Linked DNA regions of Mus musculus: region 2 is linked to region 1. Evidence: chromatin loops called from intact Hi-C (ENCODE). Cell type or tissue: left cerebral cortex. All regions are shown on one strand.

What was found. Hi-C counts contacts between places; a loop is a spot of excess contacts. Peaks named below come from ENCODE experiments on the same cell type or tissue, not always from the same donor. Only the 100,000 strongest peaks of a DNase experiment are listed, where the experiment ranks them.
Region 2: it touches region 1 in a loop (14-fold over the local background); 2 of 42 quality-filtered maps call a loop at or near these places.

What each region holds. Positions count from the first base shown.
Region 1 is chr15:64,381,324-64,389,323 of GRCm38, reverse strand. It overlaps Asap1 (ArfGAP with SH3 domain, ankyrin repeat and PH domain1), which reads left to right and starts at 6,405. Exons shown (of 31, transcript NM_010026.3): 1 at 6,405-6,607. In left cerebral cortex, CTCF peaks have their summits at 5,466 and 7,012; DNase peaks (open chromatin) are centred at 5,385, 6,365, 6,990, 7,434 and 3 more places; H3K4me3 peaks cover 2,388 bases; H3K27ac peaks cover 5,485 bases.
Region 2 is chr15:64,659,448-64,667,447 of GRCm38, reverse strand. No RefSeq gene overlaps it. Among named protein-coding and RNA genes, the nearest start is that of Gm30691, 33 kb to the right of the region's middle. In left cerebral cortex, a CTCF peak has its summit at 7,872; DNase peaks (open chromatin) are centred at 2,522, 3,116 and 5,925; H3K27ac peaks cover 1,688 bases.

The sequences.
Region 1 (8,000 bases):
TCACATTGAAACTGCAGTAAAGAATCAGTAAAGAGAGAGGAACCATAGTGGTTAGCTCACTTTCTCACCCTTTCCCAGTCTGTGGAGTGGTGTTGCCCAAAAATTAAGGTAGCTCTTTCCGACCTCAGCTAACCTAATCTAGACAATCTCTCACGAGTATTCCTAGGGCTGGTCTCCTAGGTGATTCTAGATCCTGCCAAGTTGATTATATTAACATTGAAGTGGATACTGAAGTGTTCTTCAGAAAGTCGGTTGGTTGGTATTTTGAAAGACTAAGGCAGATTCGTGGAAGAACATGTGATGAGGGATTCTTTGCTAAGAACACAGATGTATTTGTCTGCCTTACATTGTGTAATTGAACTCTCTTTGTCAGGACTCTGTAGAGGGAACTGCACCAAAAAACTCTTGGTGATTTGTTGAGGCTTTTTTGCTGCTTCCATGGTCTTGGGCTGATTGTCAGAGTGCTGTTAGCTGAAACACGTGCATGTGCTCATGTGCTAAGGCAAGGCACATGGAGGACACGTGGTGTTTGGAGGGTATATAGGACTGGATGGACAGTGTCCGAGAGAGATCTTGGCTTGCTGGTAGAGTTGCTGTTCAATGCTTGTGAGTCTCACAACTTTTGGAGACAATCTTGATACATAGCTCAGATTGGCTTCAAATTCACCACATAGCTCAGGTAGGCCTCCCCAATGCTGGAATTATAGGCATGTGCAACCACCAACTCTACATCACACTCTTCAGCCAAAGATTCCTTTGGGCCCCTTCCTTTCCTCATATTGATCTCTTTTTGTGAAAGGCTATTTGTGATGGCCAGGGACAACTGTCAACTCAAGAGAATCTCTTGGTTGTATTAATCGAGGGGGGTGGGACCACTACCCACTCTGGTTGACACCAATCCCGTGGCTGAGATCCTTGACTTTACATGTGGAGAAAAGAGCTGCAGCCTGTGTTCACTGTTTCCTGGTTTTAGATTGTGAATGCGCTGGGAGCAGCTGCTTTAAGATCCCACTGCCTTGACTCTCCCACTGTAATGATGCACCCTGAACTCTGAGCCCAAATAAACTTCCCCTGTTATTACTTCAACAAGAAAGAAGCTAAGGCACTGGCTTCCCTCCAGTCCTGCCTGAGAAACTCACTCTCCCTTTGTCTAACACCTCAGTTTCTTCATGCAAATGGGGATGGTAAATAGTCCCTACATTATAGCTCTGTTATAGTGTTGTGAGTGTTAAATGATTGTTAATATCATAAATATAGGTTCCACCTATAGTGAGCACTCAGTGACAGCTCGTTCTTTTATCAATGGGGACGTGATCCCACGAGGCGACAATCATTTGACATGCTTCACGTATATTTCCCAAAGGCCAGGAGTACTTTTTACTTTGTCTGGAAGAAAAACTTGCTCACATGTAGTTCCTTGCCCGTATTTCTAATCACTCAAGTTCCACTGCAGGCTCCAATCTCTCTCTCTTCTTTCTGCAGTTCATGTGCAGATGTCCACCACCTCCAGAATGTCCTCCTGTCTTTAATATGTCTGTGAGGTCGAGATCTACAGACCCCAATTTCAAAATGTTTACTGGATGTAACATCAGAGCCTAAATACTACCAAGAGTCGCAGTTGATGACTGAGGGTCACCACTCTGTCTGAAACCAGTACTTAGATGAATGGTTAATTTTATTCTCACAACTTCATTTGACAGATAAAAACAAAACTACAGAATATGTAAGCCCAGAGAAGGGAATAAAGTCTTGAAAGGTCAATAAAGACAGAAGACAATAAAGTCAGGATTTGAACTGGAAACAAATGCTTCTATCCAAAAGTTCCTTTTTTTCTTTTCTTTTCTTTTTTTTTTTTTTTTTGAGGAATTGGGGGGAGGGGCGCATTTTGAGGCAGGTCCCAAGTAGCCCAGGCTAGAACTCCATATATAGCCAGGATGATGTTGAACTCTTATTCTGTCTGTCTTCACCTCTGAAATGCTGGGATTAGAGGTATGAGCTATCACATCTGTTTTGTGTTATTGTTTTGTCTAAGATAAGGTCTCCCTGTGTAGCTCAAGTTGGCTTTAAACCTATAATCTTCCTGCCTCAGCCTGTAGAGTAATAGGAGTACAGGCATGTACTACCATGCCCAGATCAAGTGTTCTCTCCCCGCCCCCATCCCATGTGTGTGTGTGTGTGTGTGTGTTTAAGCCAGAGGTTGACATCAAATATCTTTCTTAATCTCTCTCCATTATTATTATTAATTATTAATATTAATTATTATTATTAACATACATTCTCTCATTGAACCTGGAGGTCACCAGTTATACTAGATTACTGGCCAGCAGACCCAGGGGTCTTCCTGTCTCTGGCTCCCTAGTTCTTGGATGACAAGGAAGGCTTTTCCCATGGGTGCTAGAAATCAAACTCAGGGGCCTTATGCTTAAGCAGTACATACTTTGCTGACTGAGCCATCTCCCCAGCCTCCAGAGTGTTCACTTTCTGATAATTCTATGATTAGCTGAGGATGAGAAAAAGATGATAGAAAAGAGCTCCTGCCTGGGAGGCAATTTTGCTGCCAGGAGACACTGGACAATGTCTAGTGATAGCTTTGGTTCTTTGGGCTAGGTTTTGTTGCTGATGTCCAGTGGACTGCTGCCAGGAATGTTGTTCAATGTCCTACGATGTGTACGAAGCCCCTCGTAATAAGGTACCAACTTATTATACCAACAGCTCTAAGAATGATACCCAGCACTGGGGAAATCCGAGCAAAGCAAGACAGTGAGGAGCTGGCATAGGGTGTTGCCTTCTTAGGTGCCAACTCCCCCTCTTACCAACTGTGCAGGCTCCTCTACCTCCCCCTCCCCCCCTCCCCCCTCAAGCCTGGCCCCTACCCCAGCCCTGCAAAGCCTGAGACTCTTAACCACACCCACACTGCCTTCTCTGCACCAAGCACAAACAGGAACTCATTACCTTCCTCCTCAGAATCTTCTCCTTCTCCCTCTTTGTGATGGTTAAAAATACCCCCTCCTCCTCTCCCTCCTCCTCCTCACAGGTGAGCACCATTGTCCCTCCTATGTGCCCTGCACCCCCATCAGCCAGCACACAGTGCCAGCTGTCTCCTAACTCTTCCCTCAGCCTCACTGCTCCTGATTCACTAACATACTTGGACCCAAAATAGCTTCTCATTCCGTTTTCGTCATGAGGTTGAAGGCGTTTTATATCAACCTCATTTGATTGTCCTGATCACGAATTTCGTAAGGAATTCAACTAGGGGAACTTTAGAGATCCACTTAATTCCTATCTATGAATCTAGGATAAATTCATGATGCTCTGGATATTATCAGCTGGCCTTCCCCTCCAGTGGACTAAGTGGTTCTCCCATAGTTCAGAGCCTGCCCCATCCCGCTTTCCTCCGGTGGGCCCCCCCAGTTCTGCCTCTGCAGATGCAACTGCTCCAACAGAACCTTCCCGTCCCCCACAGACGCTGGCATGCCTGGCCATCTTTGAGAAGCCTCCACCCTTGCCTCCCACGTGCTAGACAGCCACATTTCTCAAAAGAGTTGTCTACACTTGCAGGCTCCCACTCGTTCCACAACCCACTGCAATCTGGCTTCCGATCCCTTTGCTCCATCCACACAGCCCCGGTAGAAGTCAGTAGCCTTGCACTGTCCAGTGCAATAGATGCTCATCTCTCGATCCTCACAGGACTGAATTTTCTGGGATATTTATGAGTGTTGGCCATCTCCTGTCTTTGAGAGTAATTTCTTCCCTTGACCCCCTGGTCCTTTCCTGCTTCCGTCTTCCATGCGATTTAAGAGTATATTCAGCTACAGCTGGTACCCATGGCTTCAACTCCCAGGAAAGGCAGTATGGATAGCAAAGAGTTAGGAGACTAGAGCTCCTCCACTCACTAACTATTTGGCTTCAGGCAAGTCACTCAACATTCAGGTGCCTCAGTTTCCTTAACTATAAAATAGTGCAAAAGTGTTTTAGTCTTTTTGGTTTCTGTTACTGAACGTGCACCTTACCTTCCAGTATTACCCAACTATGAGGCCTGTTCATGCTATCTTGGCTCAGGCACATAGGGAGTGCCCAGACAGTCAGCGTGAATTTATAGATAACATGCTGTTCTGAATTGAGTTGTCTCAGAAGCAAAACTGGAGACCAGGAGTTAGGTACGGTTACTTCATCTGGGAAGTGAACCCAAGCAGAACAAAGGAGGGAGGAGAAAAGGGGGGAGGGGTGAATAGTGAAAGGATGGGTTAATTTCTTGCTTGTCTGTTTGGAGAACAAATGCAAAGAAACTATTGGGTCCCTTGGCCAATGCTAAGCAGATTTAATTCACCTTGGTCCTAAGGCCTTCCTTAGAGCAAGGGGTCATTAATGTGGACCCTTCCCTTCCCTTCCCTTCACTGCAGAATGGCTTGCCATTTAATATGACATATAATGCAACAAGTAGTCTTTTTGGTTTTTTGAGACTGGGTCTCAAGCAGCTTAGGTGAGGTTCAAATTCCCTATGTATCTAAACACGACCTTGAACTTCTCATCCTTCCGAGAGCTGGGAGTACAGGCATGTGCCACCATGCCCTGGCCCAATAGTCAAGACCTTTAATGAGGAGATGCTGGGGAAGCACAGAGGAGGGCATAATTAACTGGTGATGTGCCAAAGAGACTACAGTTATGTCAACTGACAGTCCTAATTGTTCACAGCGTTCATTTCCCAGGACCATTAGCAGAGCCCACTGGAGCTTCTTCCATTACACTGAACACTTCACATCAAGTCTCTGAGTAAAGGATTCAGGGAGCTGAGGGAGAGAGTGAATTGGCATGCTTGGATGACAGATTTGGATTTCTAGTCTTTGCCCCTTATATCCAACATGTGCTGACTGAGGGGCTCCCATGTGCTCGTATGGTTCTTGGCACTGAGAGTGGGAACACAAGAGACAGTCAAGAATTCTGCTGTGATGCAGCTTAGCCATGGGGAAATGTTAAGCAAGCATCCGGAAAGATACAATAGAGACAGGAGCTATGCAGCAACAGGACCAGGGGCAGGATGTTGGGAGAGGTGCGGGTGGTGAGGATGTGGGGGTGTCAGACACAGTGGATCAAACGGTGAACTGTGAGGGCCCGACTTCTGCTCTGTGATTTATCTGCCGACCTCAGTTGGGTAGAGGTTCTTTCCAATAGGATGGTGGCTATGAGGGGCAGGCATTCCAGGTTCTTGGGGCCCAGCTTGGAGCTTTACCTGTGACCTGTAACTACAGAAAGTGTTGAAGAAGAGACATGCCTTTGGGTGCCAAGCACAGGTCTGTTTGTCCTTGGGAGATAGAGCTGGTACCCAAGTTTCAGTTCCCAGCATGGTCATTTCAGTTCTCACTTGCCCACACGCGGTCCTTCCTCTATGTCTTGAGAGTCAGAGGAATCTCAAACACTCAAGTAAAACCACCAAACTGCAGCCTACAGGTAAAGTGTGGCATTTCCTCGGGAAACCACAATGAATCACTCCCCATGGCAGCCCAGACTCCCTGGCTAGTTCTCCTAACCCCCCTGGAGCAGCTCAAGGCTTATTAACGCGCCCTCCCCCCAAGTCTCCCACCCTCAGGTTAAGAACAAAATCTCCAATCTTGTGAGGCCTGGTGAGTTTCTAATTTTACCAGAAAGGGGTCTCTACTACGCAGTGGCTGATCTTTTCTTCTTCAGACAGCAGTTTCTGGAAGACTCAAAGAAAAATAATCACCAGTAATTAGGGAGAAACTGACACCCTTGGGCCAGACCTGCCCCCGAGCTAGGTCCACACAGACATGCAGAACACACAGCCCACAAGTTAGAAGCCTCCCTTCTCTGACATCTCTAGTGTGCAGTAATACCCAAGCACAGATATCATTGATGTCTCCAACATGCCAGTCTAAGCATCTTGTTTTCAAATTAAGTCTACGAACACTCCTTTCTTGATTGGGAAACTAAGCCTCAAGGAAGTATCACTTGCAGGAAAGAGAAAAAGGCCATTTTCCAACCAGGGTTCAGAGCCTGGAATGCTCGAATGCTAGCCAGATCATCTCTGTGCTATCCAAAAGGTTTTGCCTCCAGGCACTGGGTAAGAAGATAGAAATCCACGGAAAGGAACAGGAGAAAGTAGCCTAGGAGAAGACAGTGCAGGATGGGAGAGAGGCCACAGTCTTTTGGTGTCCCAGCTTTAGCAAGCCCCACTTCAAGGCCAAGGTTCTCTGCTGATAAGCCCCACCTCTGCCTTCTGTGGCCAAGAAGGAGGCCCACCCCATGAATCTCCTACACTGCCCTATACTCCTGTGCCCTGAAGTGTGCCCGGCGGGCCAAGGGTTAAACGCGGCGGGAGCCCCCGGAGCGGGGCAGCCGCGGGCCGGGAGTGCTTAGTCAGGATTCCGATTTCCTGCCGAAGTGTTTGGATTTCCTGCAGCCCGCTCCCGCCGCCGCCACCGCCGCCGCCGCCGAGCGGGCTCGAGAGAGCGGCTCCGCGTCGCCGGCCTCCTCCTCCCCCCTCCTCGGCACATGGTCGCCCGCCCCTTCCTGCGCCGCGCTCGGCTCCCGCGCCTCGCCCGGCCTCGCCGCGCCCGCGATGGAATAATGCCCAGCGGCCCGCCCGGTCCCGGTGAGTGGCGAGGCGGCGGGGCGGCGGGAACAGGCGCGGTGGGGCGCTGCACGGCCACCCGCACACCCCCTGTGGGCTCCGGGTGTCCCCGTCCGTCCGCAGAGCACCAGCCGGGGGCGTGCGGGGCGCGCGGCCGGCTCTGCAGGGGTTGGCCGGGCGGCCCGGGGATTCCGCAGCCGCAGCGCCGGAGCGCACGTTCCCCTGCTCCGCGGAGGAGACCCGGGTTGGGGGTGTGCGCCCGGGGCGCAAGGCTCCCCGCTCCGGGAGGAGGCCCGGGCAGACGCCGGGGCGCTCCCGGAGTCCGCTGGGGCGCTTTCTCTGTCCTCCCGGGCACTCTCCCCTCCCATTGGGACTCTCTCCTTCTCCTCTGGGGTGCTCTCCCGGCCCTTGGGGGCGCTTTCCTTCTCCTCGGCACTTTTCCCGGTTCTCCAGGGGCGCTCTCTCCCTGCGCGGCGGGGAGGCGCGGGCATTGGCCGCCGCATTGTCTCGGGCGCAGCGGAGGAAAGTTCCCCTCGGCGCGGGTCCCGGCCTGGACATGGCGCTGCCTGGCAGGCCCCAGACCACTTAAAAGGAAAAGAAACAGGGAATGGGGGGGGGGGGGGGAGTGGTAATTCCCCTTGGGAGCTGAGAAGTGCCTTATGTCTTCTTCCGCTTGTACCATTTTGGAACCTGATGCTTTTTATGAGAGCAACAGTAAGTTTAAACGAGAGCGAGAAAAAAAATAGAAAGAAAGAAACTAGCTGGTATCTGGTTTTCTGCTGTTTAATCCATCCAGAGACATCATCTCACGCCCTCGTAGGGCGGGTTCTTTTTATCAAGGAAAGGCTTAGCCAGGTCTAGACCAAGTTAACTTGACCTTAGCCTTAGCTGTACAGATGCAAAAGACCATTTCCCCCCTTCCATCGACTCCATCAGGTTGTGTTAGCAGGATTGCTTCTGGGATAGCAGTGGTACAGGATTGCTGAGTAATGTTTTGAGATTGTAAAACACAGCATGTAATTCTTAGGCCAGTTTCATGTCTATCCTAGCCTGAGTGGCCAGGTCTTCTTGGCGGGCCGTTGGAAGGCCCCTGTGTAGTGGCCATTGGGAGAGGGGCTTGATGGGGGGTGGGGTGCTATAGAAGAAAAGAATCTCGGAAAACAACTGTTTTCTCTTTTAATGTGGAAGAGATTCAGAAAGATTCTATGGACACAACTACTTGGTGGCCTGGCCAGGAATAGCTTACTTCCAAGCCTCTAAACTCCCTGGCCTGGCCACCCTGATTATGCCAGATTGTGATCTGCCAGCCCTAAACCAGGAGTGTTACTGTGTCTTTCAACTCTCTCCACTTTAGCACCTTCTCCTGTTCTCTTATCTGTTATTGCTGTTGTTTCTGAGCTATGCAGTTATCTCA
Region 2 (8,000 bases), 280 kb before region 1:
ATGCTATTTGCTTGCCCTTCCTTGAGATCATTGCAGAAGAGCATGGAGCATGTTCCACAAATACTACTGCTCTGGCATAACAAAACTCAATTACTTAATGAGGACATAAGTAGGTGCTATTTCCTAAGATAGCTTTGTTCAACTTAAACCCTTCATGTTAGATAATCATTTATTTTTGTGATGGATAATAATAGCTTATAATCCCAAAGGATGAGTTGGATTGCCTTGAAGGAATATGATACATGGTTACATCTTTAAGAAGTGTTATATATTCTTTATCTGATCTTCTATGTCTTCTTTCTGGCATAAGCTACTACTATCCATGTGGGTCCATTTTTGAGTCTGTAAATCCTTAGGAAGATGCTATTCTGTGTCAACACCTAATTGCCATACTTCCTTAGCAAAATAAACTGTGAATGCAATACTAAAATAAAATGAAGGTGATAAACTTTAAACATCTATAGTGCATGGCATAAATTATTATGACAACCAAGATTTGTATGGGGTAGTTAAGAAAGAAAGAGATTAACATGATCAGATTTAAAGAGGGTGGGGCTGAGTTGACTCTGGAGATGGTTGTTCAATGTACAGTCAGTTAACATGTTTATACTGATCACCAAATGGCACTGCCAGATGTACCTAAGTCCTCCCATGTCCTCGTGACTTTCCTGTGTGGAACAGCCATTGCTCTCATTTCACAGCTACAAAATCTAAAGTAAAGAGAGGTCAAGTACTTGGTTAAGATTGTATAATTAGCAAACAGAATAATTTCAGACTTCCTGTATCAAAATCCTCCTGACCCCTACAGGAAGTAAGAGTGCTAGGTTTTACATAGCATGTTCATGTGGTGGGATAAAGGGGAAAGATAAATTATTTAGTTTATTGTGCCCTGAAGAACAATCCCACAGAAAATGATAGAGCTAACATGGCTTCAACACTGGAACCAAGGGGCTTGGGTCATTGTGTCTCTGCATCCACAAGTTGTTGGATATAGAAGAGACTTTAGACTCAGCAGCCTTCTTTAGCTAAAAATATCCTTTAGCCAGGCAGTGGTGGTGCATGCCTTTAATCCTAGCATTTGGGAGGCAGAGGCAGGTAGATTTCTGAGTTTGAGGCCAGCCTGGTCTACAGAGTGAGTTCCAGGACAACCAGAGCTATACAGAGAAACCCTGTCTGGAAAAACAAAACAAATTATATATATATATATATATCCTTTAGTTGTCTTATTGCTCTAACTATACCTTAAAGTACTATACTGAATAGATATAAAGAGAGTGGGCAGTCTTGTCTTGTCCCTGATTTTAGTGGAACCACTCTAAGTTTCTCTCTATTTAAGAAGATGTTCTCTTTAGGCTTCCTGTATATTGTCTTTATTGTGTTTAGGTATATTCCTTGTATCCCTGATCTCTCCAAGACTTTCATAACCCTGACCCAGAAAGATATGCATGGTATGTACTCACTCAGAGTGGATATTAGCTATAAAGCACAGGACAACCATATTACAATCCACAGACCCAAAGAAGCTAAGTAACAAAGAGGGCACAAGGGGGGGGATGCTTGAATCTCATTCAGAAGGGGAAATAAAATAGACATTGGAAGTAGATGGAGAGAGGGAACTGGCTGGGAGAGAGGGTGGGGAGGGAAACAGCGATAGGGTATGGGGAGAGTAGGAAGGCTTAGGGTTAGGGCTCTCTGAGAAGGGGAGGGCAAAATGGAAGGGAAGAGGGGTGTAAGGGTGGGCGTGAAGGAGAGAAGGGCGGGACTGTGATAGGGATGTAAAGGGAATCAATAAATTAATTAATGAATGAAAAATAAAAATAATTAATTAAAATAAAATTAATTAATTAATCATAAGTGGCTAGAACTTGGTAAACAAGACAAGAGCAGCCATAGGCTATACGCCGGGAAATACAGAGACGAGCAGCCCAGAGCTGACGGGAAGAAATGTACCTTTACTCAATGTAAGGGAAATTTGCTTTGTTGCGGTCAGTGTCAACATCTGCTTTAAGAGGATCCCTGGCCACCACAAGGAGAGTGGGCTGGGTAGACACTAGTGAGATCAGGTCAGTGAGGGGTTGTAGTAATTGTTTAGTGTGCATAACCCTCCATACTCACTTCTGCTTCCCTTCATCCATATGAGAACACTGCAAACACCTCTCAACCAGCAGCACCCCACAGACCTCTAATAAGGGGCAAGAGCATTCAAAAGGGGGGGGGGAAATGATGTATAACCCCTTTAAACTTCGTATTTTCCTTAATATCAAAAACAACTTTTTCTCATTTCAAAGCCTAGAATAGTGACTAATAAAATTAACACTTTCTCCCCCCAAACACCCTAAATTAATATCTTAGCATTCCATTTATAGTGTCCCTACCTGGAATAATTAGCACCACATGTAAAATAATGGCAGCGGTTGATGATTTTCTCCCAGGAGAGCCATTTTTAGGAAGGCTACAGATTGCGTCTTAGCGTATGCACCACCTCCGTGCCACCCCCTCCCAGCTGTTTCCTCAAGCTGGGTGCCCACTCACCTGACTGAGTGCAGTTCTCATGGTACTGGAGCATCTCTGAGAAGGGGAGACAAGGATGCAGCACAAAGACATTCAACGTGCAGCACTTAACTAAGCTAAGCACAGCAGTAGCATCACAGACATCCTGTGCTGAGAGCTTGCTATAGGTCAAGCACTATGTTAAGTGAGAGTTGGAAACATCTTCCCGAGGTACTAACAAGTCTCACCAATTCATTGCTAGCTTATTGCACAGGATCACACTAGAATTGAGCAGTATCTCCAGCTCAGGAAAATGCCACCAGCCATGTATGTAGAAAACAATATGGCAATTGCTTTGGCTTACAAAAAAAAAAAAATTCAGTCCTTGACCTTTCCAAATGTTAACTTACATAATCATCTATTTTCCAACCCTGAGTGTAAATCTGGATTTTCTCCTTTCCTTCCATGCTAAGTTGCTCACTAATTAAAGTTTTTTCCCCATCTCCCTAGCAGCTTATGCTAATCCCAAGAAGGCTAATTCTCTCATAGAAAACTTTCTGTGTGAATTTCTATGTCAAATTGCCTGGATTGGTCCTGGATAAGTCCTCCCAATCTGTTACATCTGGGAGGGCCATGGAAGCACGTTCCAAGAACAATTCCATATTTTGCAGACTCTGACATCACAAGACTCTTGTCTTGCTCCCTTAGAGTTTTCTCATAAGCACTGAGAATTCTCCTTGCGCCGGCTCCATTCTTGAACCATATTCCAACAGCTGAGGCAATATCTTAGTCATTAAAGTACTTGCCTTTCCAGCACAGAATTCTGAATTTGACCACAAGAGCCCATGTTTAAAATGATAGGTTTAAGCGGCAAGCACTTATAACCCCAGTGTTAGGGAAGGTGGACACTGGTCCATCCCTTGGGTTTGCTGGCCAGTCAGTCTAGCCTACGTGGAGAGTTCCCGGCTAAGAAGAGTCCCTGGCAGGGGTTGCGGGAGGAGAGAGTACCTAAGGATCAGCAGTCAAAGTTGTCCTCTGATCTCTACACAGGCACACAAATGGTGGGGGTGGGAGGCAATATTTAGCTCAGTTTTGTAGGCTCAGGGTCAGAGCACATATATCATCTTAGCTCCAGTCAGTGACCTTTTTAGCCATATGATATGATGTTGGAAGAATATGCATTTTAAGAGTGTACACCAGAGGCAGAGGTTCCTTTCCCAAGGAAATCTAGAGAGAGGCTAAGTGATGGCAGTCTCAGTCCTTTCTAACAACTCTCTCACAGAGAGACTCTCTGAACCCCATGAAAAATGTCTTAGTTTCTTCTCGGGGCACCCCCTCCATTGGTCAAAGGTCTTCCCACCAGGCTTTACTTCCTCAACGTTTTATCTGCTTCTTTCTCAGAGTGGTCCCTGGAGCTGGAGATGAAGCTGAAAAAGGACTGTGATGCTTTCAGTACACTAACTGCATCGTAATAAAATGCTTTGTGACTTCCAGGGTCTGGCAAGATGGCTCAGCTGTTGGGTGCTTTCAGAATACCTGAGTTTGGTTCCCAGCACCCATATCAGATACTTATAATGCTAATGTCAGCTCCAGGGAATGATGACTTCTGGCCTTCACAAACACACACACACACACACACACACACACACACACACACACACACCACACACACACACACTCACACACACACAAACACATCACTGAGATCACATCCTTGGGTCCCCCTTATCTCTCATGCCACCATGGAGGATTACCCCAAAAGCCCAACTGCCTCCACTTTTCAAATACTAAATTATACTGTCCACTTTCTCTTTATCCTCCACCAACTGCCACTTTTATCCAAGTCACATCTGCCTCATCTGCCCCATTGCTAAACACTGGGCTGTCACTCTTACTCTATTGTACAATTTTTAAAGAAATACTGAACCGATGAAAGAGTAAGTCAGATATTCCCACCCTTTTCCTCAAACCTGCCAGAATTTTTCTACCTCTGAGTATCCAGTAAGTCATTATGATCCCCAAAAGAGGAACACAGGCTTCCCTCCTTTATCTCATTACAACTCCTGTTTCTCTTGTTCTCTATTCCACCTTTGCTGGTTTGGGGGGTGGGGTGGGAGTGTTGTCTTGTTTTGTTCTTAAATGCATAGTGCATCTCTGCCTCAGGATCTTTGTGTTGCCTCCGGGTGAATGTCTTTCCATTCATCAATTAAGACCTCAATTCAGATCTCTCTCTCTCTCTCTCTCTCTCTCTCTCTCTCTCTCTCTCTCTCTCTCTCCCTCTCCCCCTCCCCCTCCCCCTCCCCCTCCCCCTCCCCCTCCCCCTCCCCCTCCCCCTCCCCCTCCCCCTCCCCCTCTCCCTCTCCCTCTCCCTCTCCGGCTCCAATCTTGGCCCAAATCTTATCTTCTTCAAAAGATCTCCCCTGAAACCCACTCAGCTCTCACACATTACACTATGTCCTTGTAATCTATTTATTGCATGGTAGTTCTGCTATACTATAAAGCATGTGGCAATAAATGTTTTCTATGTGCTTAGTAATGCATCTACAGTGTGCAAAAAGGTGTCTGATACAGGGAATGTATCCCTTCTCGGTTGTACCCGATCCAACTACAGACCGAATGCTTTTCTATAGATAGACCAAACAGACAAAATGCAAATATTATCGTATACCATTCGCATTCAAAGAGAAAATCAACTACCCAACCGGAAATGCTCCACTTCCAGAGGGATCCAAACAACGGGAAGCTCCCCGTGGTTCCCTTTGTGTCCTGAACAAGGGACATCAGGCCTGGTTTCATTTTTGTCGTTGTAACAAATTCAAGCACATCACATCCACACTCAAAACAGAGAGAAATGGATGCGCTAATGCTGACTGCTCACTGCTTCTGCTGTCCTCTAGCTGTCCGTTGTCCTGCAGAGTTCAGGAACCTTGTCCAGACAACAGCGCCACCTGCGGCTTCCTACACCAATAAACAATCAAGACCATCTACCAAAAACATGCCCATAGGCCAATTTGACCCGAACAGTTCCTTATTAAAACTCTCTCCCAAGATAATTTTAGGTTATGGCAAGTTGAGATTTTAAACTAATCATAATATCTAAGGCCACTCCCACCTCTAAGGCTCTTCTCTGAGTCCCACTCTTTCTAAAAATCAAAGCTGCTGTCCCTTTATCCCAAAGCAGCCTGCTCTTTCGTCTCCCATGGCCTGGGACCCAACATTGAGTCCATGGAAACCCCACTTCTCTGTCTGGTGAATCAACACAGCCGACATAAATTAAAGAGCAGGGCACGAATAGAGTGTGTTTAATGCGACACTGCCGGAGTGCAATCCAAAGCCTGTCTTCAAAGTGTAAGTACCTCCCCGCAGAGAAAGATATTCTTCATGGCTAACATAGAGAAAGTAGGGCAGGAACTGAGCAGTGATAAGCTTCGGTGTGGACTGCTCACAGAGGAGGCATTTATCGGCTCACGTACCGCGCAGTATGGAGATGCTCTGCCCTGCAATGTGCTAATGGGCCCTTGCAGTTTTCCTGGTTTTTGTTTGTTTGTTTGTTTGTTTTTGTTTTGTTTTGTTTTTGTTGTTCTTAATGCTCAGTTATGCATGTTAGGGAGAAGTCATGGAAATGAACTGTTCGCTGGGTTTCCCCACTACCATCCTAGAAGATATCTCTCTTCTTCCACATAAGACCGCCAACAACTGGAGCAGGGGCTCTCCCTAAAGCTGTAGCCTGACTGTGGTATCCTTTCCCCAACAGGGCTGCCTTGTCTGGCCTCAGTGGGAGAGAATGCACCTAGTCTGGCAGAGACTTGATGCACCAGGGTACAGGAATACTCAGAAGCACCCCACTTTCTCAGAGAACAAGAGGAGGGAGAAGGAAGGAGGGTTTTAGTGGGCAGGAGAACCGGGAGGGAACAGCACTTGGGATGTAAATAAATAAATAATAAAGATTCCCTAGAAAAAGAAACAAAACTCACAATATCAAAAAATTAAAAGAAACAAAAGATTCTTTTCTTTTCTTTTAAGAGAGAGAAAAATAATAAAGTTGAGTAGGTAGGTAAGAGGTCTGGGAGGACTGGGTAAGTGGAAAAATATCATTAAAATATATCATATTAAGTTTTTTCAATGAATAAAATAAATAAATCCCATCATATGCTCAATTAAGTTTAACCACACACAGGGCAAGCACTGTATCACCCAACCCTTTAAGATTGTTAATTAATTTGCCCTGTCTGGCTACAAAGTTTTTATGACAAGGTTGTCTGTGACAACGACCCTATGATGATTCTAAGAGAAATAATGGATTTTTTTGTTGTTGTTGTTTCCTTCCTGAGAGAGGAATGATGCCTTCTTTGCGAACTCTTTATCTGTCAGAATATAAACTTTATGATTTTCATGTGTTTGCTGTGCAGGACATGTGCGTATTTGTGAATATTGGCAAATGTGTGTGTGTGTGAACACATATGTTATTGTGTGTCAAGGCCAGAAGTTGACATCAGGTGTCTTCCTCTACTACTCTCTGCCTTATATGCTGAGTCAGGGTTTCTCACTAAACCTGAAAATTGCTGATTCAGTGAAACTAGCAATTAGCCAGCATTCTCCAAGGCTACCTCGTCTCTGCCTCCTGAAAGCTGAGATTATGGGCAGGTCACCAAACTAGGATTTGAACTCTGGTCTTCATACTTACCCACTGACCCATGTCTGTAACTCCAGTCTATGATTTATATTGAATGCTAAAAGTAATTGTAGATCTATGGTTGATGGCAGTATGTGTATTTATTTCTACTGCCTAAGAAATTAGCTGCTATTGATTGAACACAATAAATAATACAGGATAGACTACTTACATAAGGGCCTCTGTAAAAGTTTTGGAGACCAGTATGTCATATGAAGGGAATATCACTTGAGACAATTTTAGTGATAATGTATTCAACACATGAATATACATTCAGTTATCATGATTAATCTCTTTTTATCTACTATATATATATATATATATATAGTCACTTCTGTGTACCAAGGACTCAAGAGTTATCTATTGAGAGAGATATGAAAGATATGGAGATATTGGAGGTAGAAATGGGGTATATGTAATATTTTATTGAAATCTGAAGAATAAAAGTGATTCCACAGCTGATGCAGAGATATAGAGCCACTATCCTAATCCATGCAGGCTATATGCCAACAGCAACAACAAAAACAGACCAAACACCGATACACAAGAGAAATCTGTTGCTTGTAGAGAAGTCCACATTCAAAGAGCCAACAAACTTGACAGCTGGTGAGAATTTATCCTTCACAGAAGGTGTCTCCTGTGTGTTCTCATATGGTAGAAGGAAAAACAAGAGTCCCACCATCTCCCTCAGGCACTAATGTGTCCCTAGTGGCCAAAAAGCATACAAAAGGTTCCAACTCCCCCCATTATTACAGTGGGTATAATTTGTCACTTATACACTTGGGATGATGCAAGCACATAAGATATCCTATGACACTATCAAATTTGTTAATTAGGA